4 separate regions of the Homo sapiens genome follow, and regions 1, 2 and 4 are each linked to region 3. A link is a loop called in an ENCODE intact Hi-C map of the cell type or tissue named here. Cell type or tissue: PC-9. All regions are shown on one strand. Region 1 overlaps DGKD (diacylglycerol kinase delta). Region 2 overlaps MROH2A (maestro heat like repeat family member 2A). Region 3 holds the start of UGT1A6 (UDP glucuronosyltransferase family 1 member A6). Region 4 holds the start of DGKD (diacylglycerol kinase delta).

Evidence for each region. A loop is a pair of places that touch in the nucleus more often than their neighbours do. Peaks named below come from ENCODE experiments on the same cell type or tissue, not always from the same donor. Only the 100,000 strongest peaks of a DNase experiment are listed, where the experiment ranks them.
Region 1: a loop joins it to region 3, with 3.0 times the contacts of the local background. A loop is called at or near these places in 2 of 110 quality-filtered maps.
Region 2: it touches region 3 in a loop (4-fold over the local background); 2 of 110 quality-filtered maps call a loop at or near these places.
Region 4: it touches region 3 in a loop (5-fold over the local background); 2 of 110 quality-filtered maps call a loop at or near these places.

The regions. Positions count from the first base shown.
Region 1 is chr2:233,409,126-233,417,125 of GRCh38, reverse strand. The region is part of intron 3 of DGKD (diacylglycerol kinase delta); the gene reads right to left. Among named protein-coding and RNA genes, the nearest start is that of DGKD, 59 kb to the right of the region's middle. In PC-9, no CTCF peak of the experiment used is centred here; DNase peaks (open chromatin) are centred at 1,765, 2,585, 3,375, 3,855 and 1 weaker place; H3K4me3 peaks cover 770 bases; H3K27ac peaks cover 3,961 bases.
Region 2 is chr2:233,828,230-233,836,229 of GRCh38, reverse strand. It overlaps MROH2A (maestro heat like repeat family member 2A), which reads right to left. Exons shown (of 42, transcript NM_001394639.1): 36 at 7,451-7,600; 37 at 7,158-7,340; 38 at 6,455-6,610; 39 at 4,690-4,821; 40 at 3,951-4,053; 41 at 3,586-3,651; 42 at 2,812-3,092. The coding sequence ends at 2,971. Among named protein-coding and RNA genes, the nearest start is that of HJURP, 22 kb to the left of the region's middle. In PC-9, CTCF peaks have their summits at 3,002 and 3,204 (motif pointing right); a DNase peak (open chromatin) is centred at 3,279; H3K27ac peaks cover 736 bases.
Region 3 is chr2:233,686,198-233,694,197 of GRCh38, reverse strand. All of the region lies in intron 1 of UGT1A8 (UDP glucuronosyltransferase family 1 member A8), which reads right to left. The region is part of intron 1 of UGT1A10 (UDP glucuronosyltransferase family 1 member A10); the gene reads right to left. All of the region lies in intron 1 of UGT1A9 (UDP glucuronosyltransferase family 1 member A9), which reads right to left. All of the region lies in intron 1 of UGT1A7 (UDP glucuronosyltransferase family 1 member A7), which reads right to left. It also overlaps UGT1A6 and UGT1A. RefSeq lists enhancers at 1,956-2,562, 2,563-3,170. In PC-9, no CTCF peak of the experiment used is centred here; DNase peaks (open chromatin) are centred at 175, 2,607, 3,527, 4,537 and 1 weaker place; H3K4me3 peaks cover 4,312 bases; H3K27ac peaks cover 5,959 bases.
Region 4 is chr2:233,349,937-233,357,936 of GRCh38, reverse strand. DGKD (diacylglycerol kinase delta) reads right to left here and starts at 3,443. Exons shown (of 30, transcript NM_152879.3): 1 at 3,263-3,443. The coding sequence starts at 3,418. RefSeq lists a silencer at 3,254-3,493 and enhancers at 3,744-3,793, 3,934-3,993. In PC-9, CTCF peaks have their summits at 3,525 (motif pointing left), 3,729 and 7,117; DNase peaks (open chromatin) are centred at 946, 4,136 and 7,016; H3K4me3 peaks cover 3,950 bases; H3K27ac peaks cover 4,671 bases.

The DNA of each region.
Region 1 (8,000 bases), 280 kb after region 3:
AGGAGGCAGAGGTTGCAATGAGCTGTGATCGCACAACTGCACTCCAGCCTGGATGACAGAGCAAGACTGTCTCAAAAAAATAAAAAATAAAAAAATGCACACAGGAACTAAGACACAGTAAGCAATTCCAAGGCAGAGCTTGCGGCTGCAATGCACACCGTAGCAGGAAGGTGGGAGAAGTAAGACCAGAAGCTTCATGTCCAGGGCTGTGCTCCTCCTGGGCTGACTGCATCCTGCGTTAGTGACCTTGGCTTTCAGTAGCTGGGCTGCTGGACTTCTCGCTAGAGAAACAAACCACAGCAGGAGGGCAGAGTACCTGCATCCTTCAGCTACTGAACAGAAGAAACAAGGAGCTGAAAGACCTCGGAGTCCTGGTGACAAGGAAAGGCAAACCAAAGGTCCCTGGTAGTAAGTCTGGAAGGGATGGGGTGGAGGGAGAGAAACGGGAATGCTTTGGCATTCTTAAGTCTGACAGCCACCACGCTGTCATAATTTATCCATTTTTCTCTGGGATTAACTAATGGTAAATCTGCATATACCCAAAGGCGTCTATAGTAACACTGTAGTTAACAAGTAAGTATCAAGAGGAAAGTAACAAGATGAGAAGGAAAAAGAGTTTCATAAGCTACCCGAAGCCCTTGACACTACCATCCACTTTTTTGGTCACTGAAGGTCAACCTGACTAAGCAATACAATTTCCCAGAGCAAGGTGGCCAAGGCAGAACAATCACATCTGCTGGCTGGGCCAGGTGTCACCCTTAGGACAAAGTCTTGTCCACACCTTTTCAAATGAATTGATTCAAGCCTGTTTGTGTGTTCAATACTTAGAGTGGTTAAGTAAACCACAGAATGGCTACCACACAGAAAACAAAGCCACACGAGGAGGGAAAAACAAGTAATTTATAAAAGGGCATATTTATACTGTACTCTTAAAAATGGTTAAGATGCTAAATTTTATGTTATGTGTATTCTACCACAATAAAACAGTATTCTACCACAATAAAACATAAATGAGGGAAAGGGGGACATACTGATGTCATCGTATTGTGTTTAAAAAAGGCAGGACACAAGCAGCCGGGAAAACTGGAGGTTCACACATCAAGTGGTAGGACTGAGAGATTCTTTTTTTTCTTTTCCCTCTGGTTTTCTCTATTTTCCAAATTGTCTACAGTAAAAGGTGTCTTTAAATTTATCTATGCCTGGTTGGGCGCAGCAGCTCATGCCTGCCAATCAGTGCTTTGGGAGGCCAAAGCAGGAGGATCCCTTGAGCCCAGGTGTTCAAGACCAGCCTGGGCAACACAGTGAGACCCTGTTTCTACAAAAAAAATTTATAAATTAGCTGGGAATGGTGGTGCCTGCCTGTGGTCCCAGCTACTCAGTAGGCTAAGGTGCGGGAATCACTTGAGCCCAGGAGGTCAAAGCTGCAATGAACCTTGATCACGCCATTGCACTTCAGACAGGGCGACAGAGTGAAACCTCATCTCTAATTAATTAATTAATGTATCTATGCCTTTTCAAATTTATCTATGCCTTAATCTACGCCTATTTCCTACAAAAATCAAGATCAGAGATAATTACTCCCATTTGCCTATACAACCTCCTTCATCCATTGACCTGCTATCCCAATGGCCTCTGGCAGGGCCTAGCTAAAATACTGGGTCTCCAACCACCCCTGCAGCTAGAGACAGCAATGGAGGTGAAGGAGCTGACATCACCGGGGAGAGTGGTTCCAGGAAAGCTCTTTGAGGGAGATGACTCAGCTGGCAGCCACCCTGATGGCACTTGCTGCAGGCATCTCATAACCAAGATGCCCTACCCTAACGTACCCTACTCCTATTTCACATGGAAAATTAAAATAGAGTTTCTTTTGTGGGCTAAGGAGTCCCATGTCCTCCAACTTTTCTGTGCTTTAGTCTGAAAGCTCAGCTGTCTGGGAAAACAGCCATGTCTCCTGACAAGGTCTAACTGTTACCTGTGTGAGGGTGCTCTCAAGTTTTGCTCTTGGCAAAGAACTAGGCCAGCAGGGACAGAGTCCAAAGTGTGGGTCCAGCATGTACCTGTAGTCTCAGCTACTCGGAAGGCCAAGGCAAGAGGATTGCTTGAACTCAGGATCTCCAGACCGGCCCAGGCAACACAGCAAGACCCCGTCTCTAAAAAATACCCACACACACAAAGAATGGGCCCTTCCAGCCCCTTACCAACTCCCTCAGACTGGAAGGTCAGGATGCCAAATCAGCCCCAGGTCAGTGTACAGACAAAAATGGTTCACTGCTCACTCTGAAAAGAGATGGCCTCATTCCCCAGCCAATCCACCTGCAGGATGGAAGGGCAGTCATCTTCTCTCCCCCAAAACTAACTCTAAGGAAAACATCTATAAACACACTACTATTGCACTTCTTGAAAAAACATACCTGAAACAACCTGAAGCTTTCAATTCTTCTAATTGTGAAGCAAAAGTACAGGACCGCAGAGACAAGGTCCTGTACCACAGGACCCAGGACCACGATACCTGAGACATTTCTCTTCCAAGTGTCACAGTCATCACATTGTAATGTCAGGAGCTGGGGCCACAAGACAGTTGGCCAAGTCACCTCATCCAAGGCATGCCGTGGTCTCCCCCTGGAGGGAGGGATGGAGTGCCTGCCTGGTGACCCTGTGGTCTGGCAGAGCTGTGTTTGCTATCACATGAACTCAGCACTCTGCTTAACAGGAGAGACTACAGGTCCATGAGCGGCACAGCTGTTGTTCTAAGTTTCCCAGCTTTGATAAGGGAGCCCCTGATTCCCAAGCCCAACCTCTACGGCTGCTGCTGGTGCACAAAGACCCAGTCCCCTTAGGATGCAAAGGATAAGTGGGCACAGACTCCTTCCAGATGCTGGGGACCTGAATGCAGTCTGTAGCCACAGCAGTCATGTCCTGAAAGAGAGAGGCCCAGTCCAAACTACCCTGTTCTTTTTTAACTCCCTGGCTGATTCATGTGTTTGCTCCAGGGGCTGTCATTTGTAATCTGTCCAGGAAAGGGCATCTCAGACCACATTCCCAGTCAGGGAATCATATACAAGGTCAAGAGCCTCCTGGAATTGTCCTCCCTCATCTAGAACCCCCGCTTCCTAATTTTATTTGGATGCTCAGAGGTGGTTTATCCCTTTCCACTAACCAAGCTTACAATGGCTTTCCTTATTCCTCTGATACTTCAAGTACATTGTAAAAATGAAAAGAAGTAATTCCAACTATAGGTTTTAATATTTTAAAAGACCAAAAAAGGTTGAAAATATTTTTTCCATTGGCAAGCCCTGACTCAGAGGGTCTGTGTACCAGTGCTGGGCACATAGCCAAGAATTTGAAGAGCCACCGTGGGAGGGCACGGCATGCAGGGCAGCCACAGCCTGCCAGCCTGACTCAGCCAGCTCCCGTCACAGCACAGTGACGACACGGTCCCATGTGGACGGGGGGAGACAAAAATGCTTCCCAGAGGTGCCAAGGAATAGAGATACAGCAACAACAAATCAATTAACCCCACAGGCATTTACAGTGTGGCTATTTGGTGCCAGGCATGGTTCGGGGGCGCTGGGATGAAAACAGATCAACAAGCCCCATGATATCCCTTCTCTCATAAAGTTTCTACTTCTCCATCCAACAGACATAAATCAGAGGGAAAAGGAAGAGAATGCAGAAAATGTCACTGCAGACACAAGAAACAAAAAATCTGAACATTAAAAAAAAAAAATCACAGGGTATTATCAAAAACTTTACCCCAAAAAAACTGCATACCTACATCATTTCACTGGTAAACTCTAGCAAATATTTCAGAAAGAACACCAAGCTTACACAAACTTTATCAGAAAACAGAGGCGGGGTAACACTGACTCACTACATATATATGTATTTTTAGTAGGGATGAGGTTTCACCATGTTGGCCAGGCCAGTCTTGAACTCCTAGCCTCAAGTGATCCACCTGCTTCGGCCTCCCAAAATGCAGGGATTACGGACGTGAGCCACCACATCTGGCCTGACTCTCTATTTTTTAAAGTACCAAAACCTGACAAAGGCAGAAAGGAAGAAATGAGGGAAGAAAGGGAGAGAAATAAATTACAGATCAATACCTTCATGAATATTGGTGCAACAATCCTTAACAAAATAATGGCAAATTGAATCCAACAATAAATAAAAAACATATTATGAGCAAATAGGGTTTAACCCAAGAATGAAAAGTTGTCTTAAATTTGAAAATCAACCAATTTAATTTGCCCTTTTAATAATATAAAGGAGAAAAAAACCATGTGTTCACTTCAATAAATGCAGAAAAGCATTTGACAAAATTCAACACCCATTAATAATTAAAACTGTCAGCGATCAAGTAAAGAACATCCTCAAACTGATAAAGGATACCTACAAAAAGCCTACAGCTAACATCACATTTAATGATGAAAACCGAACTGTTTCATGTTAAGACTGGAAAAGGTGGAAGGATTCCTGCCTTCGCTACTCCTATTCAACACTGTACTGGAATCTTAGCCTTTGCAATGAAGCAAGAAAAATAAATAAAAGGCATGTGAGTCAGAAAGGAAGAAGTAAAGCTGTCCCTATTTGCAAATGATACAACTTTATATAGAACTTTCTAGGGAATCTACACAATGACTACTAGAATTAAACAAGCAGTATTTTGCAAGGTCACAAAATCCACTGTATTCTTATATATTAGCAGCAAACAGATATAAAATGTTTATAAATTCCATTTAGTTAATAAAAATAAAAACATAAATTACATTGAAATGAATCTAACAAAAGACGTTAAAGACATCTACACTGAAAACTACAAAGCACTGCTGAGATAAATTTAAAGCACCTAAATAAAGAGAGAGAGATCGTGTTAATGTACTGGAAAACTCAACATCATTAAAGATTCAATGTTATTAAGATAGCAATTCTCCCCAAATTGATCTACAGATTTAACACAATCTCAAACAAAATTCTAGCAGGCCTCACTTATAGAAATTGACAAACTAATATTAAAATTTATATGAAAATGCTAAGTACTTAGAATAAAGCTATGTTAGAAAAGAACAAAGATGACTCTAATTTCAACACTTCCTATAAAACTACAGTAATCAACAAAGTGTAGAATTATTTCAGTAAAGGCAGACATAATATAGTTCAATAAAACAAAATAGAAAATCTGGAAAGAGACTCAAAAATAAAAGGTTAATTGACTTTTGAAAAAAGGCAGCAAAGGTAATTAAATGAGGAATGGAATGTATCTTCAATAAACGCTGCCTCAAAAACTGAATATCCATATGGGGGTCGGGGGAAGAACATCAATAATAATCCCAACTGTAAAACCTAAAACTACAAAACTTATAGAAGAAAATCTTTGCAAGCCGAGGTAGACAAGGGTTTTCTGGATAGAATACTAGAAGAATGAGCCATTTAAAAAACTGATAAGTTGAATTTCACCAAAAAGAAAGACTTCTGTTCTAAAAGTGTCATTAAAGAAAACACAAGCCACAGACTGAGAAAAACATTCACAACACATGTATCAGACAAAGGACTTACATCCAAAATACATAAAGAAGTCTTACAACTCAATAAGAACCCAATTAAAAAAATGGATAAATGTCCTAGCACACATTTCACAAAAGACATACAAATGACCAACAAACACATGAAAAGATGTTGACATCATTAGTCATCAGGGAAATGGAAATTAAAGCCACAATGGGGTAACACTACATAACTATTAGGACACATAAAATTAAAAAGACTGATCACACCAAGTGTTGGTGAGGATGTGGAGCAACTGGAACTCTCTATACACTGCTGGTGGGAATATAAAATTGGATCACCACTTCAGAAAACAGTTTAGCAGCCTCTTAAGAAGTTAAACATATACCTACTATATGATCCAGCGATTCCACTTCAAGGTGTTTACCCAAGAGAAATGAAAATATGTCCACACAAAAGACTTGTATACAAATGTTCATAGTTTTATTAGTAATAACCCAAAACTAGAAACTACCTAAATGCCCACCAATAGAATAGACAAATGCTGGAATATGCATACAATGGACTACTGATATTCGTAACATGAAAAATCTCAAAACCATTATGCTGAGTGAAAGAAGCCAGACATTAAAAAAAAAAGTAGTACATGCTGCATTACTCAATTTATATAGCATTCTTTTTAAAATGCAGAGTAATCTACAATGACAGAAAACAAATCCATCCATGTTTGCCTGTGAAGAGGCAGAGAAGGAAGGATTACAAGGAAATTCTCAGGGTGATGGAAATGTTATCCTGACTATGGTGACAGCTTCAGTGTAATTATGAGAGAGAGAGAGAGAAAGTGTGTGTGTATAAAAACTATCAAACTGTACACCTTAAATACTGCAGTTTATTGTACATCAATTATGTCTCAAGTCACAAAAAATGGTTTTCATGTATTAGAATAGTCATTAAAGAACACTATGAACCTTTCTCTGAATAAGCAGGGTGACCATATAGCTTATCATCCAAGCCAGGAAACTTATGCAAGTCAAAGTGAGTGCTAAAGATAAGAGGTTGTGTACTGCCCTGGAGAAATCAGCACTTAGGGATTTGGGAAAAACAAATACCCAATCTCTTCATTGGTGTGATTAGATATCACCCCAAGGTATCTAGTGATACCTTAAAGCAAACCATCAAGTTTTCACAGGAAGCAAACCATCAAGTTCCTCAGAAGGCAGCGCAGAGCTGGCAACAGCCTTGGCAAGTCAGCTGCGCCCATGACCTTGATTTACAGAAAAGGAAGCGATCCCGGTCAATGACGGGCACAGGACAAACCCCAAGGCTCCTGCCTCCAAGGTCAGTGTCCCTTGAGCCCCCCCTCTTTCTTCAAAGAGAAAAAAAATCAAAGAATGGGGTGGAAGCCAATCCCCCTCTTAACTATTTTCCAAACATCTAATTATCTTGACCCACCCTCTATAGCTTTGCAGCCAATGAACAATTCAGCTACAAAGAAAACAGCATTGGCCAGGCACAGTGGCTCACACCTGTAATCCCAGCACTTTGGGAGGCCAAGGCAGGAGGATTGGATCATGTTGACCAGCCTGGACAACATGGTGAGATCATATCTCTACCAAATTTAAAAAAAAGAAAAAGAAAAGAAAACAGCATCGACTTTTCTGTATGAAGTCCAGCACTGATTAACACACCCAGCCACAGGCCTGGAGGCAGCTCCCACAGGGCACATTCTACACCAGACCCAGTCTGCAGGGCCAACCCTTCTGCACAGATCTACTGATAACCACTCCCACAGTCCTCCTCCTGTCTTAAAAAAAAAAAAAAAAAAAAAAAAAAAAACGGTATGGGGGGATCACATGTTTTTTAGGTTTACACTTCAAACCAGGTTCTTCAATTGTGTGGTGAGGAGGAAGGACTGGGTCAATAAACAGCAGTCTCCCTACCACAGAGCAGGAAATTATCTTAATTTGATAACAAGTTGTTTCAAGGAAATAAAAAGATCCTACCACTATGTACTGTGAAACACCAGGTTATTCTGGGACGGGAACGTGGGATTTTTTTTTAACATGATTTCCTAGAGAATGATACCATTTTTGTAACTTTCAAGGAAAAAAAAAAACCAGACAGACGGAACTTGGCTCAATCACACCGTGACACATTTAAAAGCATACTGAGTAAAGATGGCTAAAAAGTATTCACTGCCTAGGCACCCTAGGAAAAAATTCAATCAAATCCATGTATCTTCCCCCCAGGTCTTTTCTCAAAGAACTCTTTCCCTTACTAAATTACTATAATCCAATGACAGTCTCTCAACTATCCACTTTGTTTTCTCTGCCATTTGTAAATAAAGACAATTAACAAGTACGCTACACTTGTTCATAAAAATTAACAAGTATAACAAGTGTTAACAACACAAATACTTTTTCAAACACATACAATCATAAGGTGAAAATGGCTTAGATTTCACAAATGCAAACCCCACTGATAATCTAAACAAACAG
Region 2 (8,000 bases), 140 kb before region 3:
CCAATACCATCATGCCAGGGGCTAGGACTTAATCATAATTCAATCCATAGCCTGTGAGTCAGTAAGGAGGGTGCACGCTGCTGAGAGCCGAGAACCTCGCCAGGTGCTGCAGACCTCACAGACGGCTCATTTCCTCAAAGAACAGGCCGGCAGTGTAATGCTGGCTCAGGCTCAGCCAGGGCCAGAATGGCCCCTACAGATCTAGAGCCTTCCCTCAGGCCTGCTGCTTCCTAAAGGACAACGCGACCCACCCTTTCCTCTTCAGGAAAACCATCACTGCAACCCAGAACTGCTTGTGCCTCTCCTTCCCCCACACCCAGCAGACAGCTGAAACCTTGCTGCCCGGGCCAGGCCTGGCTGCCAGAAAGGCCGGTGTTCTGTCATCCAGTGGAGGAAGGTGAGGTGGAAGGATCTGGGCATGGGTCTTGCCAACTTACAGATCTGCCAATAAGGGCCCCATAAACTATATATGGTATAGTCTCTCTGTTTCAAACTATATGAGTAAATTAATACTGTACATATGCTACAGTTTTGTTTCATCAAGAGACTGAATATGACAAGAGCTGATAGATGTGGGCATCTCACTTTGAGTTCTCTAGGTGGTTTATTGTCCTGGATGTCTGCGGACGGGTGCAAAATCCACCCGTGATCCTTGTGCATAACTGTCAACTATCTGTGGCACACACACACCTAGAGGCAAATTACAGGTCACGGATGGGTGTGCCTTGAACTTCCATAGTTATTGCCAAATTGCTCTCCCAAATGGCTGCCCCAGTTTGCCCAATGTCCCACAATATAAGAGGTACCTTTTCCCCACATTATCGCTGCCAGTTGCTGCCAGTCTGAGCTCTGGCAGGTGTAAGATGTGTTGCTTCACAGTTTGCTTTCTCTTGATGACTTGTTGAGCATGTCTTCCTGGGAGTCCTGGTTTTTTAAATGTCCTCAGGACACTGGTTTTATATTTGCCTCTTCCTGATTTGGATGTATTCTGGATCCAATGATATGAAACAATCCAGTTTTTAACTTCTATCATCTATCATTTGTCATTTAACTTTGTGTTATTTTATTGTATGGAAGTTACATTTTAACACAATGCTATGGTTCGGATGCCATTTGTCTTGAAATTTAATTGCACATGTAATTGTTAGGGGGTGGGGGCCTAGTGGCAGGTTTTTGGGTCATGGGAGTGGACACCCCATGAATAGATGAATGCCCTCTTGAAGGAGTGAGTTCTCACTCTCTGTGAGAGCGGGTTGCCTTTGCACCTGCCCACTCACCTTTCTGCTTTTCCACTGTGTCTCGAGATAGCACAAGGCCCTCACCAGAAACCAAGCAGATGCCAACATCATGCTCTTGGACTTTCCAGCCACCAGAATTAGGAGCTAAACAAACCTTTTCTGTATAAATTACCCAGCCTTGGGTATTCTGTTTTAGCAACGCTAAACATACTAAGGCAGATAACTTCCTCCTTTTTTCTGGCTTCTGCTGTTACTTTTAAAAGAAAAACTACCATACTCTCAGGATAAAAAAAATACTGTACTGTCTTAAATTTTGCTCTCTCCATTTAGGTCTATAAACCATCTGGAAATGTTTCTGCACAGGCATGGAAGGAGAGCCAATTGTACAGATGTACAGCTGCCTCCTTGTACTCTATCGAATGGTGCACTCTCCCCACTGCATCAGTGGTGTTCAAGCTTGTTTAGCAGCAATACTCTTTATCACTGGGCAGGAAATCAAGTCACCATTTGCTCCACAAAACAGTTTGAAGACCACTGTTCCAGAGAAGGCTTTAGCACGGGTTGGATTTTGGACAGCATAGCAGCTCTCTCCTGTTGATGGGACCCCGGATGGTGAATTCCTTTGGCAGTTGGACTGGGAACAGTTTGGAAGTCCTGGTTTACCTGCTCTGGGGACACCTAGACTATTCTGATGGCCTGAGCATAGCAAAAGCCTTCCCCACACTGCCCCTCTCTTCCCCTACATGTTCTTAGACATGGGGCTAATTTCTCCTTTTTGACCAGCAGCCAAATTCTGTTCCAGGCCTCACTGGGCTCCAGTTGCAACAGTCCAAACTTAACTTTGGTAACTTTAAGTCGCAAAGGGAAGGGCCTGGAATAAATGTCAGTTCCTCCATGCGGCCTTTCTGGATTGTCTCCAGACTTGCACACCCACCCTCCTGTGCCACTGTAGCACTTGCACCCTGGCTGCAGTCCTCCCTCTGATGTGTGTTGTGGTTAGGTGCCTTTCCCTTTAAGAAGTGTCCTGGCCTGGCACGGTGGCTCACGCCTGTAATCCCAACACTTTGGAAGGCCAAGGTGGGTGGATCACGAGGTCAGGAGTTTGAGACCAGCCTGGCCAACATGGTGAAACCCCATCTCTACTAAAAATACAAAAATTAGCTGGGCGTGGTGCTGCGCACCTGGGCTGAGGCAGGAGAATCACTTGAACCCAGGAGGTGGAGGTTGCAATGAGCCGAGATTGCGCCACTACACTCCAGCCTGGGCGACAGGGCAAGACTCCATCTCAAAAAAAAAAAAAAAAAAAAAAGAAGAGTCCCTGGAGACAGATGGGACACTCTAGGCCTCCCCTCACCGCTTGGCACAGTGCCTGGCCTTAGGCACGCTGTCAGCATGCGTGTGGATGAACTCCGAGTGAAGACACAAAGCTAGTTTCCGACCCTTTGGGCCAGTGGGCTGTCAGACAAACGTACTTGGGGGGAAATCGGAAATGAAGTGGCTCATTAAGGCCAAAGTTCCCTTTGCCTCATTGTCTTGGTTCTGGGCTGTCACCACCTTACAGTCACAAGTCTACTCCAACGACAGTGGAGGTTTATTTCAACGGAAGGAAACAAAAGGATACTAGTTATTTTACAATAGTGTTTTTCCTACAAACTAAACTTCTTACAAACTAAATTAAAAAGGGCTTGCATTTGGCACTAAGAAGACAGTTTACGTCTTATGTTTGGACCACCTAGGACATTCCTTGGGGTGAAGCCAGAAACCCATGCTGACTACAGCTATCCAAGACTGTGAGCGTCTCCAGGGCTGCCCTCCTGACCCCGGGATCCGGGTCCAGCTGTAGTTCCTGGAGGGCTGAGAGAGAACACAAAGAGGGAAGGTTCAGGCCCCGCCCAGTCAGGACCACATGCTGCATGCCCTGGGCAGTGATGGCAGGCAAGGGCCGCAGAAGGTGGGCAGGGGCAGACGGGGAAACTCCTGTGTGGGAAAGCAGAGGACTGCAGGTGGAGCTGTTTCAACACACATCATAGCTCTCAGGGCTTCAGTAACCACCCTAACAGGGACAGAAATCACCCACAGAACCTGATAGCAGCATCAGGCCAAAAGCATTTCATAAGAAGCTATGAATGGGAGAAACAGCCCAGGGAATGAAAGGGACTCCACCCATCAATAGCTGTCGTCCTGGAAAGGCCTCCCCAGGTGCATCTCTCTGCCCTGGTTGCACTCCCACCCCCCCGAAACCCCACAGCAAAGGGTCCTCTGGCTCTTCCCTTGAAGCAGTTTCTCTAAGCTCCCCTAGTGAGTTGGTGAGTCGTGGACTCAACATCTAACACTCTCCACTACTCACAATTCCGTAATGCTGGGAAGTCCAGCTTTTTCAGATAATGTGTAGACATCTGCTTCATAATAATTCCTAAAACAATAGCCAAAGAAATGCTCATCACGCGAGTATTAGGTCAGCAGGCAAGTCGTCCTGTGGTTTACTTACTTTACGTTATGAGAGCATTGATGAAAGATTTTGTTGAGCCCACGTTGGCAGGGAGGAAGCCAAAATCAAAACGGGATAGAAAGCACAGTGCAGGGCTTAGACCTGAGCTCTGGTCTCAGCTTGCCACATGCCTCCCACTCATGATCCACCCTTCCCCCGAGTGCCGGGGTGGACTAGAGGGCCTTCAAAGTCTATCTTGAGTCAGGAGACGTCTCTCTGCTCACCTGCCAAGTTGCAAGCAGCGATTCTGATTCTTGACAAGTTATTTTTAACATAGGCCATTGTTTCTAGCAAGAAGCGGTAGAGAACAGCCGGCTTTTTCCGAGTCTGCAAAAAGTAAGTGATACACACAGCTTTGGAGGATGAGACCCTGACAATGGGCTGTCATTCATCAAGCGTGTTCCCATCACCAAGATGCATCAGAGAGGGCAAGCGCCCATCCCAGCGTCACACAGCAGGTGAGTAGCTGGCAAGTGAAGGACCACTGGCCACCAGTTATATTTTTCATATCCCATCTGACCAGAGAACCTGTGCTGTCCAACATGGTAGCCACAAGCCATGTGTAACCCTGCAGCACTTCAAGTGTGGCTGGTCTGAATTAAGGTAAAGTGCCCCCTGGGTTTTAAGATGGTACCCCAAAAATTGTAAAATATCACAATAATAGTTTTTATACTGATTACATGTTGAAATGATCATGTTTTAGTTATTTGAGTGAAATAAAATACATGAAAATTAGTTTCACCTCTGCACTTTTCTGGATGTGCCTACTAAAAGAAACATCAGACAGCTGAAATAGGCACATGACTTGCCTTCTATTTCTGCTGCACAGTGCCGGTCTCGACATGGCATGTGTGGAAGGTAAACATAGGGCCCCAAGAAAGAGCTGTGGCAATCTCGACCCCCCAGCTCCAAGCCAGCGTGTGGCCACCTGGGACGGGCTGGTTCCCCCTTTGGCTTCCTCACCAGGATGGAGCACATGGTTGTCTGGAAAACGGTCATCTTGTCATCAGTAGCGGTATCACTTGGCCCTGAGGGATGCTCCAGGGACTTCCAGCCCCAGAAGTGCACACACTGAAACATGGTAGCCATACAGGCCTGCAGGGACACAGGACGGCAGCAGAGCCATCAGCCAGGCCACGTGGTTCCCCAGAGGGGTGAGGCTGGCAGGAAGCCAGAGGGCAGCCCCAGAAAAGCCTCACCAAGCCAAAGAAAGGCAGGGCTGGTGGCTCCTGGGAGGCCACCTGGGACCTGGGCCCCTGCCAGCTTGAACATGGCTGCAGGTACATTTATAGAAAGCCCCTTGGGGGCAGATGCAGCCCCACCCGCCCCCTCAGCCAGCACCTTCGTGCCCTCAGCAGCCCTGCCTGGGACCCAGCCCTCCATGGGATCAGAGGCGGGAGCCGGGCTTGAGCAGGCAAGACTGGGCACGTGTCCTCACCTCCCAGGCCCAGTCCACCAGCATCTGCCTGTGACCAAGCCTGCTGGCCACAGCTTCTGGAGACGGCAGGGCAGGAAGACAAAATGCTTCTGTCTCGGTAGCCCTTTCCTCACTCTCGGTCACCATTGCTGGGTGCACCCTGGTTCCTTCCCTGAAGCCCCCCCACCCCACTGGACAGTTGTCGATAAAACATGGAAGAACAGTGTGGGCTGAAGACAGAGGGTGGTGAGGACTGGCAAGGAAAAGGAGCCTCTGGGCAGTGACACCTTGTGCCCAGGGTGGCCAGGGATGGTGTGGCAGAGGGATGTGGCAAAGTCCAGAAGCTGGGGTGGTGAGTGCAAAGCCCAGGTCTAGGGAGTGTGCATCTCAATCCCCCTCACTGCCTGTAAGGGCCACCTGGGCCATCCCACCTGGGCCACCAGGGCCATCCCACCTGGGCCACCTGGGCCATCCCACCTGGGCCACCCAGGCCATCTGGGCCACCCGCTCCACCCCACCTGGAAACTGCTGCCCTCATAGTGACAGTACTTGTCCTGTGACCCCAGAGCTGGAGTCCAAGGCACCTGCTGAAAATGACCATTGCATTTCTTTCATGTTAGGCCAGCTGCGTCCCAAGGCTTACTAGGCGGGGGCAGAACCTCCCCAAATCAGCCACCTCCCCACTTCCTGACCCCACCCCCCAAGTCTGTAAGCAGAGACTAGGGAGAGAAGAGGGCGGTCAAGGTCATGGGCCATGCAGGGAGTGAGGATCCTGAGGTCCCCAGCCAGCCGGGGTTAGCCTGAGAGGCAGCAACTCAAATGAGAAGGCACATTTACTAACAAATCTGTCTCTCCCTCTCCTCCTGCCCCAAAGCAACAGAGGAGCTGGGCTGTGGAGAGGGAGAAGCCAGGCCCGCTCCCATCCCAACATGGGCCTGCAGGCAGTGGACAAGACCACTTTGGGGTATTTTGAGTCCTAATACTCAAAAGTGACCTGCCAGTTACAGAATCTGCTAGAAGAAAGGGTTTGGGCAGAGGAGGGCTATAGGCAGCCACCACACCATGTCCCCCGACACGGGGCTGAGACTGCTTAGTGAGGTGGCTTTGCAGGTCATCTCGGATGGCCTCTCTCCTCAGCCTGTGTGAGGGATGGAGGACAGCAGGGAGCAGGCTGTGGCCTCTGGGATCTCAGAGAAAACCAACTGAGGCAGAGAAAAGCTTGCAGCTCACCGAGCCAGCAGACCCAAGGACCTGTTTCCTCGGGGAACAGCGGGCCCCAGACTGGGACACAAAGCCCAGGATGTATCTTACTTGGGCTGCATTGGAGCAGGGGTCCTGGGAGTGCAGCATGAGGGGGATCCAGGCCTTCTTCACCTCCCCTTTGAAGAAATGCTTCTTGGACATCCCGACCACCCTTGCCAGCTTTCCAAAGAGGATGAAGGCTTTCAGACGCAGCAGCTCGCTCTCCTGTGGCCAGGATGGACACAGGCTGACATGCAGGCAGCAGGAAGCCCAGCAAAACCCCAGCCATTCTCCAAGGAATACCCAATGCCTTGGTCCCTGCAGAGCCTTCTGGATCATTCCGTCAGGGTGTAGTCTCTCCTTTGGCAGGGATCACGTAGCCCTCAAGGGGCTGGGCATTGCTCTGGTCTTTGTGCCCGCCTCTTCCCTGGGTGAGGGCTTGTGCAGGATCTGAGTGCACAGCCCTGCCTAGCAGAGGCCCAGGGTGACACAGGTGCCCTGGGGGTATTTGTAGCTGCAAGGAATAAAAGGGGGAGACCCTTCCCTCCTAGCAGGGCTGCAGAGGCCCAGGAGCCGTCACTTGACAGCACTGATTCTCTGGAACTTAGAAGAATACCTTTTACTTCACAAGATCCCGTGATCAGCCAGTCGCTAAACTGACACCCAGCAGGAGCCTCGGCTCTTTTCTGCTCTAGAGCCCATCTCTTCCTTAGGGTCTGAGAAGTGCCCCTCCTTCACTGAGCAAGCTCAGGGAGGCTCTCATCGGACTCACGTTGTCGAAGAAGATCCTGCACTGCTCAGACATGGCGTCGAAAGAGGACCCCACATCCCCTTCCCGGAGCTCAGCCAGGATCTTGGTCAGGGCCTCCATGCCCTCGGCAGTCACGCTGTTGCTCACGGGCTCCCTCAGGGGGCCCAGGCACTTCTCCAGCAAGACCTTCCGGTACTGCTTCACCTGGAGGGGCATGGGCAGCCCTCAGCCTGCACCCTCCCTCCCAGGCTGACCAGGGCACCCGGCCTGCACCCTCAGCTCCCGGGACCTGGGCCCAGGGCCAGGCACAGTACCTTCTTGGGGGCGCCCAGGGCCATGTTGCCGAGGGCGCGCAGGGACAGCACCCGCAGGGCCTCGTCTTCCTCCTGGTCGGCACCCTTCTCCAGCAGCAAAGCTGCCGGCTTCAGCAGCTTCTCCTGGTACAGAACTGGGCCGCTCATGAACTGGAAGGGAGGACATTGGGCAGTTATCCCCAGGGCGGGCTCATTTCTCAGCAGCAAGGTGGGACGTGGGAGGAGAGGTAATGCAGATTGGTGGCTCTGTGGACAGGAGGGGAGGGGCTCTGAGAGCCTCCGTTTCCTCTCTATAAAAAGCGGGTGATGCTAGTACCTGCCTCAGGGTCTGTGTGGGGATTTAATAAGGAAATATGGGGGGAATGCTAGATAAGTGTTACGTATATATATAAATTCGTCATTTATTTTTTCAGGTAACATAACAGCCACTGCCAAATGCAAGAGCCACGCCCACCTGCATCTGAACAGAAAGGCACAAAAAACATGAATTTCACTTTCAGGAGAATTACTAATGGCCTAGTATTCTGAGTGCCAAAACCTCACTGGTATG
Region 3 (8,000 bases):
ACCTGGACCTGTTCCCTTAGTCAAGCCTTCACCTCTGTTTGAACTGGGACATTTCTAAGGCTCATTCAATGAGTATGTGACTGTCCCAGATTATCCAACTAAGCAAATCTCCTACTCTTGCCAAGCATGAGCCCTGTCTTCATCCGAATGCCTCTGTATCACTTCAGCCTCAGGTCTCCTATGTGTTCCCGCTGCTCCGAGCCGGGTATCACTTCCCCCCACCGTTTCTCCAGGAAATCCTCCAAGGGACAGTCGGCTCAAGGAGCCAAATGAGTGAGGGAGGACAGAGCCTGGAAGAAACAAGGCAGTCCAAAAGAAATAAACCCACCAACCTGAGACAAGTCTTTCCTCTTCTTACAGTTGATACCTCCAATGAAGACCATGTTGGGCATGACCGGCCTAGGATATTCAAGCACAAAGTCATATCTTAACAGCCAAACAGAGACCTTCTGATATAAGGTGATTATATCCACATCTCTCTTGAGGACAGCTGATGCGAGTTCTTCATACTTTGAAAACAGACAATAAAATAGATAGGGCTCCAACAAATTAACAAGGAAGTTGGCCACTCGTTGGGAAAAAGTCATGTGGTCTGAAAACTTTGTGTAGCACCTGGGAATGTAGGACACAGGGTCTGGGCTTCTGCTGAATGTATGCTCCAGGGAACACGGAAAACCCCTGAAGAGGTACACAGATGGTAGGCCCAAATACTCAGCCAGGATCACCCCACAGGGTAAGGCTGGGTCTGTGAAAAGAGCATCAAACTTGCTCTCCTTAAAGAAGTTCAGGGTGTCCCTGTCCTGCAGGAGGCTCTGGCAGTTGATGAAGTACAGGCCAATAACAATCATGTTATTCCTGTACTCTGTCTGAGGAGCAGTTAGGAATGATCGCTCAGCAAAGTGATTGTTTCCAAATGATTGGTAACGGTTCTTCAGCTCTTCTTGGTCATACGGCACTGGATAGATTTTTCTTGTGTAGTATTTGGATTCTTTCAAAAGCAAATTAACTTCAGGCACCACCACTACAATCTCATGACCCCGGTCACTGAGAACCTCAACTATATCCTTCATACTAAGCCAGTGGCTTCCGTCCTGAGGGACCACCAGCAGCTTGTCACCTACAACCATGCCCCAAAGTGCTAAGAAGAAAACCCCTGCAGAAATTCTCTGAAATGAGCGAAGGAGGCAGGCCATCCTGGAAAGAGTTAAAGTAACAACGGTAATAAAGAGTTTTCACTCTCCAAATCACAGGGCTCCTAGGTATTTTCCCTAAACTAACCACTGCTTTTCACAGGTCCTGTCTACCTCTCCCTTGCTCTGAATTTTACCCTTTGATATGTAAGAACCCAAATTAATATTTAACCATTTTAATCACATGGTTAATATGAACCAACTATGGCCGTGTCAGCTTTCACCTGAGCTTCTGGGTGTTTCTCTTCAGCTCCACAAGTCTGCTTCTCCCTCTCTGAAAAGTTATAGCAACACTTTGAAGATGACTTGGAGAGACCCCTGAGGACCCCCTGCCAATTCTCTATCCCGAACTTGCTGGATTCCTCATCATTGACGTTGTCTGTTATGTCCATGATGTGCGGGAATTTTTCTTGCACACGGACCTATTCTCTAACACCAGCTGGGTATCCTACAATTCAATTCCATTCTGAACTGAATTCTGAGTTAGCACGGACCCCACAGGTTAAGGGCTCAGTCCTACAAGACTGCCCTCACTTCAGACACCAATTGCAAGTAGTAGGTCCCCAGGTTACCCACAACTTCTGTCTGACTTGGCAAAAATCAGAGGTTCACACACCCTCTTTCTTGGAGTCAATCATTTGCTAGAATGGCTCACAGAACTGAAGAAAACAGTTTATTTACTAGGTTTGGTTTATTACAAAGGATATTGCAAACAATACGGATGAATAGCCAGAGGAAAAAGTACAAAGAACAAGATATGGGGGTATGGCCATGGAGCCCCATCTGCCATCTCTGGGTGCCCCACCCTCCACACCTTCAGCAACCTGAAAGCTCTCTGAACCCTGCCCTTCTGAGTTTTTATGTAGGCTTCCATACATAGTAGGCATGATTGATTAGATTGTTGCCCATCGGTGATCAAATCAATCTTCAATCTCTCTCTCCTTTCTTCCCTCTAATCGCAAGGGTTTTGTTCCCTGGCAACTAGCCCTCATCCTTAGAGACTTTACATCTCCTTTACATAAACTTAGGTGTGATCGAAAGGGATCTGTTTTGAATAACAAAAGATTCTTTGTTCACGTTTATCGCTCCCACCACTTATGGTTTCAGGAGCTGTGTCCAGGAAACAAAGACAAACATATATTTCTTATTATACATCACAATATAACAACATTCAAACTGTTACTTGCCTTTAGGAAATTAAGATTTGAGAAGTATAAGTCTAGCCAGTACGTGGTGAGAATCCTAGAGCAGGAGTCAGAAAGCCTGGTATCTGCTTCTGGCCCAGCCACCCATCTGCCAGGGGAGTGACTCCTCTCCTGAGCTTCAGGTTTCTCAACTGAGGCCCAGAAAGGGAGGGTCACACTGGCCCTGCCTGCTAACCACACTGCTGAGGGCGGTCCCAGAGCAAGACCTGTGTAGAAACTAGGCTGTCCCAGTGAGAGGTGGTACCTTGAATTACTAGAACAGACTTGCCCAGAGCTAGTCATGCACACCTGGCTGGCACGCGAGTTCCTGTTCCCACCCACAAGTTTGGCACCGGAGGTGTTCTGGGGCCCAGGAAGGGAGAAGAAGCCTGAGCAACATGATTAGAGGGGCCACTCCAAGGACAGGGCTGGCCCCCATGGGGAACATAACCAGGATGCAAATTCATTGTTCAAGGCATGCGAAGACTCAGCTCAGTCCAAGCTGGGAGCAGCCTCCCAAGAGGATTGGCAGCTTACAATGATCAAAGTCATGGGGGCGGCAGCATCTTGCTTTGAGTTCATCTAGATAGCAATAAGACTCCAGGAAGGTTGCAAAGGGAACAGAGCTCAGGTCCACCTTCTTGAGCAGGCAGACATTAGGCAGGTTTCCTTCAAAGAACAGTTCATCTAGAGGAAGAATGGCTTAAGCAAGCATGTAGGAATAGCGGGATCAAGAGATGCTACAAACTTCACATTCTTTATACTAGACCTCCACTCTGCTGTGGACGTTGGTCTGAGCCCTTCCAACCACAGCCTTGCTCTGAAAATCCTGTTGCTCATATGTGGGTCCTGTTCTTAGTCCCAGAAGTCCCTACAGAACATGAGTTGGAGGAAGGAGCTGAAGAAATGAAACTAACATCACTATGCATACCATCCCTTGAATTCCTAACACCTTCTTGCAAATTAAGAAGGTATTAGAAAACATTTTTCTTTCTCCTGTGAGCTTTGACTGTACTAAGAATGGTGTGTGTGTGTGTGTGTGTGTGTATGTGTGTGTGTGTGTATGTCTGCACTGGACACTAGCCAGAGGAATCTGGCATGTCTGTTCGTCATAATGACGATCCCTAAAGAGTAGCTCCGCTGGAGACCCAGGCCTGCCCTGGTTGGTGCTGTAGGAGTCAAGGTGTCCTCAGGTATCACTTGAGTGTCCAGGCAAAGGCCGATTTTTTTTTTTTCTCAGGGATTGCTGCAGGCTGAATGACTCAGGCTTGGGACATATTCCAGTGGGGTGAAAGAAGTAGATCCTAAGATAAAACAAATCTCTGTTGGCAAGAGCAGATTTCCCAAAAAGTAAATGGAGGATAGCTGGCATTTTGAATAGAGGAGAGACCCAAAGATGTGCATGAAGGTAATTTCATGTTGGGAATAGGAAGGTCTGGAAACGTGGACCCTATGGAGAGGTTTGCTTCTAAGGTGCTAACTCTTTCAGACCCTTGTATGACCTACGACCCATAAGTAATGGAGCCAGGACCCACCTGCAAGATTTCAAAGGACCTGCAAAATGTTTGAGACTTAAAATAAGAAATTTGCTGAATCTAGAATACTAAAATGGCAAACATTGAATTTATGAATATTTTATGAAATGGCTATAAAAACATAACTACATGTCAATGAATCCACTACAGATTAGCTCACCAAGTTACAAAGACATATGTGACATAAGATGCAGGAGCAATTTAATCTATTTGATAGGCTGTGAGGTGGGGCTGCAGAAGTCAGAATGCTCTGGGCCCAGATCTTGAGGAAGGTCCAAAATGGTGAGATGAAGTGAGAATCCCTTTTAGGGGCCTGTGGGTTCCTCCAAGCATGGAAATAAAGGAAAATCTTGGGTTCTTTCGAAGGAAATTCCAGGCACCTACCTGGCCCTGAGAAATAAATAAGGCACTTGATAAGCAAGAAGGTAATAGTAGCCTAAAACAATATCCAAGAAAGTTAGAGTCCAGAGATGTTTGGTTTCCTATAGAAACTACAGATCACATCATAACATATGTCCCCGAGTTGTTTTTCAGAAACCTGGACTCCCACCAAATGGATTCTTTGGCAGGCAGACCTCAGATAAGGGGAAATAACGACTGAACTCTGACAGCCATTCTTTGTTCTTGGAGGAAGTCACACTCATGAGCAAGAGCAAACATTCTTTTCTGCTAACCCCGAATTTTAAACCAAGCTTCTCTTCCTTAGCTAATTGCAAATCAGAAAATCTCTGAATTCACCTATGACCTGCAAGCCCTCACTTCTCATGACCAAACCAATGTGTAACCTCTGCGTATTGATTTGCGATTTCTTCTTGTAACTTCTGTTTTCCTAAAATGTATCCTTGCTCTTAAAAACCTTTACTTGCAAGCCATTAGAGAGATTGGGTCTCAAGTATAAGCCTCCTAACACTCCTTGCTTTGTGCCCTGCACATAAATGCCTTCCTTTCTCCCATTGCAAATCTCAGTGTAGATGTTTGGTCTTACTGTGCTGGGTGAGTGAACCCCAGTTTAGTTTAGTATGATAACAATAGTCAAGTCTGAATCACTCACAGATGGAATAGGGAAGTGCAGGTAAGTATGGCTTGCCCAGCCAGACAGTTCCAGGGGCACCTGTCCTAGTAGAAGATAAGGTGTTTATAACTTCCTTCAGGGGCTTGTAACAATGTGGGTTGTGGTTCCAGGAGCAGTGGGGAGGGGCACAGGCCACTAAGTTAAGCCATGACAAAGGGATTATACAGAAGAGACATAAAGTAGGATTTCCACTTGGCCATGTTTATGAAGTAAAGAGACCCTGGGACATAGGGATGAAGGGAAAGAACATGCTATGATTCCAAACATTTGGCTTCATGCTGCACCTGCCATCTTCCCTGCTTGGCACACCATCCCCCCAACTTCTCCCAAGATTGCCACTCCTTATCCTGCAAGGCCCCCTATGATCAGCTCTCTTTACATCCTTTTCTTTCAAAGTATGTTTCACAGTTTGTAGCTAATCAATGCCTTCCTCTCCATTAGAATGGCAAAGCCATGTTCATTTGATTATGGCCATATCCCAGTCACTCAAAGACTCTCAACAGATATTTGTTCAATGAAGGACGTTTAATATTAAATTTTTTAAAAAAGAGCCAGCTGCATGTTATTCTGTAACACCAACAAAAACAAGACGAACTCATGTTTGCTGAGGGTGTTATTCTGTAACACCAACCAAAACAAGATGAACTCATGTTTGCTGAGGGATTAGAGACCATGTGATGTAAGTCAAACCCACTCTAGGCGCATTTCACTGCATGTGACATTCCCAAAAGGATGGAGATAGGACATTTCCCAAGAAGTTTCCTGTCAACACAGGGAGGCAGTCAGGTATAGAGGTTAGGCACATGGGCTCGAAAATTAGAACATCAGGGTTTATCGTATACAAATGTTCACAACAACATTATTTTTCATGGCTGAAAATGGGAAACAACCCAAATGTCCACCAACTGATGAATGGATAAAAAAAATGCGGTAAATCCATACAATGGAATATTCGGCCATGTAAAGGAATGAAATACTGATTCATGCTACAACATGGATAAGCCACAAAACTAAGTGAAAGAAGCCGGTCATAAAGGCTTCCATTTCCATGAAATGCCCAGAATAGGCAAATCCATACAGACAGAAAGTAAATTAGTGCTGAGGGGTAGAAGAAGGGGGAGAAATAAGGAGTGACTGCCAGTGGGCATGGGGTTTCTTTTTGGAGTGAGGAAAATGATCTGGAATTAGATATTGGTGATGGTTGATTGTATCTGGGAGCACACAGAAAACCACTGAATTTTACGATACATGAATTACATATCAATTTTTAAATTTTATTTATTCATGTATTTATTGATTTATTTATTTTGAGACAAGGTCTTAGTCTATCACCCAGGCTGGAGTGGAGTGGAATAGTCATGGCTTACTGCAGCCTTAACCTCCTGGGTTTACAGGAGATCCTCCCACCTCAGCCTCCTGAGTAGCTGGGACCACAGGCATATGCCACCAGGCCCAGCTAATTTTTAAAACATTTTTTGTAGAGACAGTGTCTCCCTATGTTGTCCAGGCTGGTCTCAAACTCCTGGGCTTAAGTGATCTTCCTGCCTTGGCCTCCTAAAGTGCTGTGATTACATGTGTGAGCCACCACACTCAGCCTTTTTTTCTTTCCTTTTTTTTTTTTTTTTTTTTTTTTACAAAGAATGTATGGTCTTGAATTCTGGCTCCCCCACTTACTTGAGGCATAACCTTGGGCAAGTCACTCAACCCCTCTGTGCCTCAGTTTCATCATCTGAAAAATAGGTCTGCCAATAATGCCAGCTTCCATGTAAATACTTAGGGTAGCACCTGGTACACGGTAAGCCTCCAATATATGTTAGCTTTTATTATATTTAATTTGCAAATTCTCCCTAAGGAGACAGTCCACCCATCTGAAGTTTAAATCATTCAAGGGAAACTTGCATCAAGAAGACAACATTGATATCTCACCATGTTGTTCTGAAGAGAGTCTGAATGCATGGTTAAGATCATTAATCTTGTGGAGGTTGGAGATAATTGTGCTGGAAAATGCATATCACCCACCCAATTACGGGTATTGCTGATTCATATCCACATGCCAGTCATCTGCATGTATTATCATATTTAATCTAGATAACGCTGAGTTTTTACCCAAGTTTACGCAAGTGTCACAGCTGAAGTACTTATGAAATCAGGCTTGGAGGACTCCAGGGTCCGCGTGCTCAAACACTACATTGAACCACCTCCTAAAGTCCTCTAGTGTTGAAACCAAGACTTGGGGTACAACTTCCCTGCCTTGCTAATTAATTACTGACAGCTTCCCTGCATGAGTCAGCCAGTGGGATGCCCTTTCTTGTTGACCCCTCTGGGGCAGGAATCATGCAGAAAAAGTGACAGAAAGGAAAGACATAGGTGGGGAAGGAGATAGAAAAGAGGAATAAAATAGGTAGGGAAAAGTAACAGGGGAGGTGGAAAGAGGAGAGTTGGAGTGTTGCATAAAATAAAGCCAGTGAGGCTAGGGAAGGCAAGAGGTTGACCTTCATAGCCGGTGGGAGGGTGCAGGCCAGAGGGCACCACCAGAATATCCTGAGTGGGCCAAAGAGGTAGTGTATCATGTTTGATATCACATTATCAAGATAGATTGAAGGAGAGAGAGAGACAGTCAAAGAAAGCAGCAGTAATCCACACTAACTTCTGAAACCAGGGATTTCAGAAAGCCACGGAAAGGTTAGGTTCTAACGCAGGTGGAGGCTCCACCTGGGCTCACCTGTTCAGAAAGTTTCATAGGAAAGGAAAAAATAGGATGTTTCATGGGAGAGCCTCCATGTCAAGCATGCGTGTGTTTATCTGCACACCTTAATAAGGGCGCCCACACGAGTTGTCTTTTCATTCTCTTGATAGTATCCTTTGATATACAAAAGCTTTTGTATAAAAACATTTTGATAAAGTCAGATTTATCTCTTGTTTTTCTTGTTTTAGTTTCTTGTACTTTTGGTACAAGAAAAAAAAAAATCTCAGAAACCATTTCCAAATCCAAGGTCACAAATATTTTTCTAATTTTTTC
Region 4 (8,000 bases), 340 kb after region 3:
CTTCTCTTTACATGTGTGCCATAAGGTCTTGTTTTTCAAAGTCTGGTCCATGGACCAGCAGCATCAGCATCTTCTGGGAGCTTGTTAGAAATGCATATTCTGCCAGGTGCATTGGCTCAAGCTTATAATCCCAGCACTTTGGGAGGCTGAGGTGGGTGTATTACTTGAGCTCAGGAGTTTGAGACCAGCCTGGGGAACATGGGGAAACTCCATCTCTACAACAAAATACAAAAATTAGCCAGCATGGTGGCATTTGCCTGTAGTCCCAGCTACTTGGGAGGCTGAGGCAGGAAAATCACTTAAGCCCAGGAGGCAAAGGTTGCCGTAGCTGAGATCGCACCACTGCACTCCAGCCTGGGTGACAAAGTGAGACCTTGTCTCAAAAAAAAAAAAAAAAAAGAAAGAAAGAAAGAAAAAGAAATGCACATTCTAAGGCCCCACCCACCCTAGACCTACTCAACCATAATCATCATTTTAACAGGATCCCTAGGAGATGTGTCTGCACATTAAAATTTGAGGAGCACTGCCCTAAGACATTCTCTTTTGTTTTTCTCTTCATTAAGACAGCTCTGACTTGCACTAGACTAATATTTTAAAAGCCTGACATACATACAGTTCTGGTCCTGGGCCAGCTTGTCCTCAGATCCATTCTTTGTCCTTCTGCTCCAGTCCAAGTTGTGGAGGAGGTGACCCCAGCAAGGCCAGGGTTCCCAGGCAGGAGGGGAACAGTACATCCGCAGCAGCAGCTGTGCCCTTGCAAGGCTCCAGCCACTGCCAGATGGACCCCTTGTGACCCCAGTTTTTGGTGGGTGACAGCTGTCCCTGGAGTCTGAAATGCCATCTCCTTCCTTCACCCTCCAACTTAGGGGTGGCAGCAGTTTCCTGCTTGTTGCCTCATCTCCGGCTTGCCTCATTGCAGCCTGCATTCTCAGTTCTCACATCACCTGTGTGACCACTCCCCTAGATTACATTCCTTCTGTTCCAAATACTTAAGGTGAGTTCTGTTTTTCTTTTTAGACTCAGACTGCTACCCCATACCATTTTTGATGTTTCTATTATGTACCATAGATACCAGAGGAATTTTGTGAATGGCTTATCTGCTGGAAAAAAAAAAAATGGAGCTATTACATACAGTCAACCTCGCATTCCCACATTCTGACAATCTCTTAACAACTCAGAAGAAAAATCAGCCTTAAGCTATCTGTACAGCAGATGTGACTGTATTCAGAAACTCTAAGTCCTCGGGGTGTATTTTTAACAGTCTACCCATCACTCCTCCTCAACCAGAACAGCTGGTATAGCAGCTATTGTTTTAGGAGAAAAAAGAAGGAAAGCAAAAACACCTCCTAACCAACAAAATTCTAAACACTGGAATCTCCCAGGAATCAAATCTCTCTCAACACAATCTTGATCTTAATCAACCTTGTAAATCACATGATCTACCCCACACTGGTCAGTACCTTGCCTGGGCAACAGGAGAAAGCAACTCCTATCAGTATCATTTAGGGCTATGTGGAGATCTTCCCAAAAGCACATCTGATCCATCACCCCCATACTTTGAACAATCCTCTGTGGCCACCTCTTGCCCAAGGCCAAAAAGCAAACCCCTCAAAGGACCACCCCTTCGAAATTCAGCCCTAACCAACCCTTCCAACTAATAAGTCTAATCAACGTGATCCACCTCTGGCCCAACTTCTGATCATTTCGCAGTTGTGCCTAAAGCTCTAGACGCAAGGTTCAAATATGTAGAAGGCCATTTCTTACCCACTTAGCCTGGTGAATTCTTTATCCCTCAAGATCTCACCTTAAAGGAAACCACTCCTGCCTCCCCAGGGCAGGTCTCTGCCCCGAGTTTCCGCGGCACTTACAATGTTGTCATGTCAGGTGCACAGGCGTCCATCTCCCAACTAGACTGAGAATCCCTAGGTGTAGAAACTGCCTTCCATCTTACGGTCCTGACCATGGTTCCAACACACATCCACATTTACGACCTGTGACACCCTGGGCAAGTCATTTAACCTTGATTCTATTTCTATTCCAATTCCAAAAGACGGAGATGATAGCATCCAACTTATTGGGTTCTCACCAGTACTAATAAACTAACCATGTCAAGTGCTGTAAAGCTAACCCAAGAAAGTGCCTGGCACATAGAAGGCTTATTAAAGAATTGTTATTTGCTATTGCTATCATTATCATCACTACTGCTACTGTTATACCCGGAACAAAGCAGGTGTTCGGTACCTATTTGCTGAATAACTGGAGCACTTCACAACAAACCTGTTTGTAACATGTTAGGACCTCAGGTTCCCCCATCGCAGGTATCAAAGGCTGACAGAAGAGAAGGCTCCCACGGTGAAGGGAACGGCTGAACCTAATCCGCCCCGGAGGAAAAGCGCACTGCAGCAGGAGGAGAAAGTCCGTGCCAACCGGATCTGCCAGAGCTGCCCCAGGGACCCAGCCTGCTCGCAGCCACCTGTCCAGCCACCTGCCTGAGGAAGCAGTGTTCTAACCGGGCGGGCTCACCTGGAGCAAAAACCGTAAGCTGTTTTCAATAGGAAGCACAATGGGAAAACAAACGGTGCAACTTTCCTCCTGCAAAAAGGACGTGCGTCTTTATCTAACATTTAGCGTCAGGAGTTCTCCGTGGAGAGTTGGGTGCCAAGCGGGTGCGCGGTCCCGGCTTTGCTGAGAGAGACGGTCACTGAACGCGCATCCCTTCCTTCCCTTTTGGGATGAAGGGGTGAAGGGGTGATCCCTCGCACCCGGGTCCGAGCGGACTTCTGAGGGCACCACAGGGAAGTCTGCAGGGCACTCGCGGGACACCACCCGACCGCTCCTGAGAAACGTGCAGAACCGGGGTTTGGGGACCGCGGACGCCCGCGGGGCGCAGCCGGGAGCCCCCGCGTGGGACCCGCTCGGTGGCACGAGCGCAGTCCCCTGCATCTAGGCCTCAGTTTCCTCCGGGTCCTCGCGGCCCAACTCGGCGCGCGCCCCCCGCCCAGCGCGCGGCGCCCGGGGCGCCCACCTGCGCGCCCCCCGCCCGGCCCCACAGCCGCCCGCCGTCCGTCGGGGGCCGCGCGCTCCGCCCGGGGCGCCGGCCCGTTACAGCGGCGGGGCACGCTCGACAGGGGCGGTGACGCCCGCGGGACCCCGGGCCGGGCCGAGCCGGGCCTGGGCGGCCGCTCGGGCAGGGCCACGGGCCTCGGCCGGGGCTGCCGCGGCGTGAGGGGCGCGCGCCCGGGCCGCCGCGCCGCGGGCTCACCTTCTGTCGGATCTGACCCGACGTGGACACCTTGCGGATGAGCTTCTGTGGGGAGCCGGGCTCCGCCTCGGGCTCGCTGTCGGACGACTCCTCGGGCGGCGGCGGCGGAGGCGGTTGCGGGGGACCCGGCGGAGGGGCGCCCGCCGCCGCCGCCATGCTGCCGGGCCAGCGCGCGCACCGCGGGCGGGGGCGGGGCGGGGCCGGCGGGAGGGGCGGGGCCGAGGGCGGGCCGGGCCGGGGGCGGTGGGGGCGGCCTCCCGCCTCTCCCCGCCGCGCCCCCTGCCGGCCATGCGCGCAGCTGCAGACGGCGCCGCGCGGCCCCTCCCCGCCCCCACCTGAAGCGTCCCGGGCCCCCCGCCCACCTCTCCGGGCCGTGGCTTCTGTGTGTTATTTCTGGAACGCCGTTTGTGTTCTTGTTTCTATATTCACTTCTTAAAACATCTCTACTCTTCCGCATCAGAATGTAGGTAACCTCAGGCAGGCTGGGGCTGTGTCTGTCCTGCCCAGCCTTGTGTGGCCGAGTTTGGGGCGAGCTCGAATGCGCGCGCGCGTGCTGGAAAGAGACCCCGGTACTGGGACGGGCCTCGGGACGCCAGAGCTGGGATGCACCGCTCCATCTGGGAAGGCTTCCTGGAGAAAACGGTTCTTAAGGAGAGATGGAAAATGTGAGCAGGAGTTGTGACTAGAGAGGGAACCATGTTCTAGGCAGAGACCAGATTTGTGCAAAGGCCTGGAGGCAAGAAAGAACGAGTGTTGGGCGAAGACGGGGGAAGAAAGGGAAGCTGGTGCTTAGAGCAAGGAAAATGGCATTAAGATATGAGCCTCGGGGCGGGCAGGTCGAAGCGGGCTTTGGAAACCAGATAAGGGGATGGAAGGCAGCAGGAAGCCCTTGAGGGATTTAACCCTGGGCGGGGCTGGGTCACCACGCTGGGGCCTGTGATCCGGGCTTTGAAGTTATCAGGGCAGGTGGACGCCCTGGATTACCGAGGGGCTGAGAGATAGAGACGTGGACTGAGATCCAGGTGGGGAGTGACCAGCGACTGGAGGGAGACAGAGGTGACCAGAACGAGTCCCATGTTTCCCAGGGGGGCTGCTGGATGGTGGGCGGGTGGGGTCCAGCGCTGCTCTGGGCAGAAGAGGAGGAAGCGAAGCTGGAGATGAGATCAGCTAAGTTTTTGGTGCCATCCAGGTGGAGCAGGGCTTGGTGCCACCCAGAGGAAATGCTGTCCATCTGTCTGCCCTGCTCTGAGGGGCAAATCAGTAAGGGACTGCCCAGGTGTGCCCTCTCCCTGTCAAAGGGCTGCCGCTAGAGACCTCGCCTGCCAATAGGCATTCGCTGGCCGCGCCGCCCTGGGCAGTGACCTGGGGCTGCAGAGTGGCATCTGGCATGGGGACACGGCCAGGGGCATGGGCTCACGGCCAGGACAGAGGAGGACAAGGCCTAAGGCAGGAACAGTCCGGGACAGGCCGAAGGCCCCATGGTGCCCCAGGGTACTATAGCCACTAGCCACATGTGGCTACTTAAATTTCAATTAGTTAGAATTCAGCATTCCGTTCCTCAGCCACAGGAGCCACATTTCAGGGACTCAGTAGCCGCATGTGGCTTAGCAGCTGCCACGCTGGATAGCACAAATATAAAACACTTCCCCCGTCCCCCCAGAAAGTTCTGCAGCACAGTCGCATGCTGAACTGTGTCCTCCCGTAATTCATATGTTGAAGTCCTAACCCCCAGTACCTCAGCATGTGACTGCATTTGGAGTTAAGGTTTTTAAAAAGGTAATGAAGTTAAAATGAGGTCACAGGGGTGATCCCTAATCCGGTATGACTGGCGTCCTCATAAAAAGAGGAGATGAGGACACAGACACACACAGAGGGCAGCCCATGTGAAGACACAGGGAGAAGATGGCATCTACAAGCCAAGGAGAAAGGCCTCCGATGGAACTCCCCCTGCCGACACCGTGATCTCGCACTTCCAGCCACCAGAACCGAGAGCGTCAATTCCTGTGGTGGAAGCCGCCCGGCCTATGGTGCAGTGCTCTGGCAGCCCTAGGGAACTCATGCAGGCACAAAGGGCTCCAGCCTCCCCACAGGGTTGGGACTTTTCTATCAATTAACTACATGTGGAGTGATACACAGAGGCAAAACCCTGGAGGAGTGTGCAAGGCGGAGGAGGGGCGGGGACGCACAGGGGAAGAAACAGTTCATTCCTTCATTCCGCGGGGGAGCCGGGTGACCTGAGCAGGGTTTGGGATTGGAATGGAGAGGTCAGATATGAAGGGAGTTTCCCAGGAAAACGCAAAAACGGGGAGACTACCCCTACCAGGTGAGCAGAGCGGGTGACGAGGGATTTTGGTGAAGCCGGTAGCAAGGCGGGTGCGGGAGGCAGGGAGGTGAGCAGCGGCGCCAGGATGCAGAGTAGCCTCCCGGCCCTGCTCTGAGGCAAGGACTTCAGTCCCGTGGGCACTGGAGCTGGCAAGGGGGTTTGGGAAAGCAGAGGAACTCATGTGTCTGGGCAGAGAATGATCCATAGGAGAGAAGACTAGAAATAGGGAGGCCATTAAAATGCTGTTGCCGGCCGGGCGCGGTGGCTCACGCCTGTAATCCCAGCACTTTGGGAGGCTGAGGCAGGCGGATCACGAGGTCAGGAGATCGAGACCATCCTGGCTAACACGGTGAAACCACGTCTCTACTAAAAATACAAAAAATTAGCCTGGCGTGGTGGCGGGCGCTTGTAGTTCCAGCTACTCGGGAGGCTGAGGCAGGAGAATCACTTGAACCCCGGAGACAGAGGTTGCAGTGAGCCGAGATTGTGTCACTGCACTCCAGCCTGGGCAACAGAGCGAGACTCCGTCTCAAAAATAATAATAATAATAATAATAATAATAAATGCTGTTGCCTACACCTGTTAGGAGCTCAGGGGACATCCAGGCCCCAGAACTCATCATTTTAGAGTCAAGGAGGCAAGGGCATGAACGTGACGGTTAAGAAGCAGAAACCGTGGCTGGAGAGGAGGAAATCTGCAATTACCAGAAAGTACTGAGATTGTCACAGACAAGAGGAGCCAAGGAGACATGATGACTAAACGTCACGTGGGTTCCTAGATGGGATCCCAGAACAGAAAAAGGACATTAGGTAAAAGCTGAGGACATCAGAATTAAGTATGGGGCTTTAGTTTAATAATAATGCATCAATATTGATTCCCGGGTAGGAGGAGGGTGAGGATTGAAGAACTACCTATCGGGGATTATTGTGCTGATTACTTGGGTGACAAAAGTATCTATCTGTACACCAAACCGCCATGACATGCAATTTACCCATGTAAAAAACCTGCACATGTACCCCCTGGACCTAAAATAAAAGTTGGAAAGAAATAAGTATATTTTACTGGAAACAACATTTGAGTCACTCAGTGTGGCAAATGTACCCTACTCATGTAAGGGTTAATAATAGGGGGTTTTGGGTGTGGGGGACCTCAGTATAACATCTTTGCAACTTTTCTGTAGATCTAAAACTACTCAAAATAAAAAGTGTATTTTAAAAAAAGAGGATTAGGCTTGGTAAGAATTATATTCTTAAAGCAAAGAAAACTGGCATAAATGTTCTTTGATGATGAAGCAGCTTTTTTGTTCTCCTGGTGAGCGCACAGCGCTGTTCCCCTGGAGATCTCAGGAAGGGCTGAGACATCAACTCCCCCAAAGCGGTGGCCTGGAAGAGCACATTCCCTCCGGTGCCTCTTTATTGAATGAGTCACACTATGAATCATCTCTAACGACAGCCTGCTCCCTGAGTCTACCCCACCTTGAGGGCATATCAAGATGGCAGTAATAACACACTTCACGTCCAACCTAATTCTTCTTTGTGACACGTCAGTGAAGAGGCGCAACTCCTGTCAGAAAGAACCACTTCACATTGGAGAATATAAAAGGGAAACTTGAAAACATGGGAATCATCCAATTTTTACCCTGAACTAGGGTCATGATTGTCATTTGGAGCAGCACATTTCTCCACTGCATGTGACATAGAGCTTCTGGTCCCCAAGCATGTGAAAACCAAAAACCACCATACACATTTCCAAATGTCCCCAACTCCCACCCCGCACCTGCCCTACTCCTCAAAGATCAGTAAATGCGACTCAGTCCTGTGAAATGAAACTGGAAGGAAGAAAGGTTTTTTAAATGTTAAAGGAGTAGGAAAACAGACACCCTAAAAAGGAATTAACCACACATGTGACAAAATTGCAGAGAACTGAATACACACACTAGTACAAATCCAGTTGTGGAGATCTCAGTCAGATGAGCAGACTGGACCCACGTCGATACCCCGCTGGGATATTGTACTGTAGCTTTACATGATGTTGCCACTGGAGGAAGTTGGGTAAAGCGTTCCTGGGGTCTCTCCGTATTACCCCTTACAACTGCATGTGAATGTGCAAGTCTCTCAATGAAAATTTCTTTTTTTTTTTCTTTTTGAGATGGAGTCTCGCTCTGTTGCCCAGGCTGGAATGCAATGGCACAGTCTGGGCTCACTACAACCTCCACCTCTTGGGTTCCAGCGATTCTCCTGCCTCAGCCTCCTGAGTAGCTGCGATTACAGGCACCTGTCACTATGCCCAGCTAATTTTTTGTATTTTTAGTAGAAACGGGGTTTCTCCATGTTGGCCAGGCTGGTCTTGAACTCCTGACCTCATGATCCGCCCGCCTCGGCCTCCCAAAGTCCTGGGATTACAGGCATGAGCCAC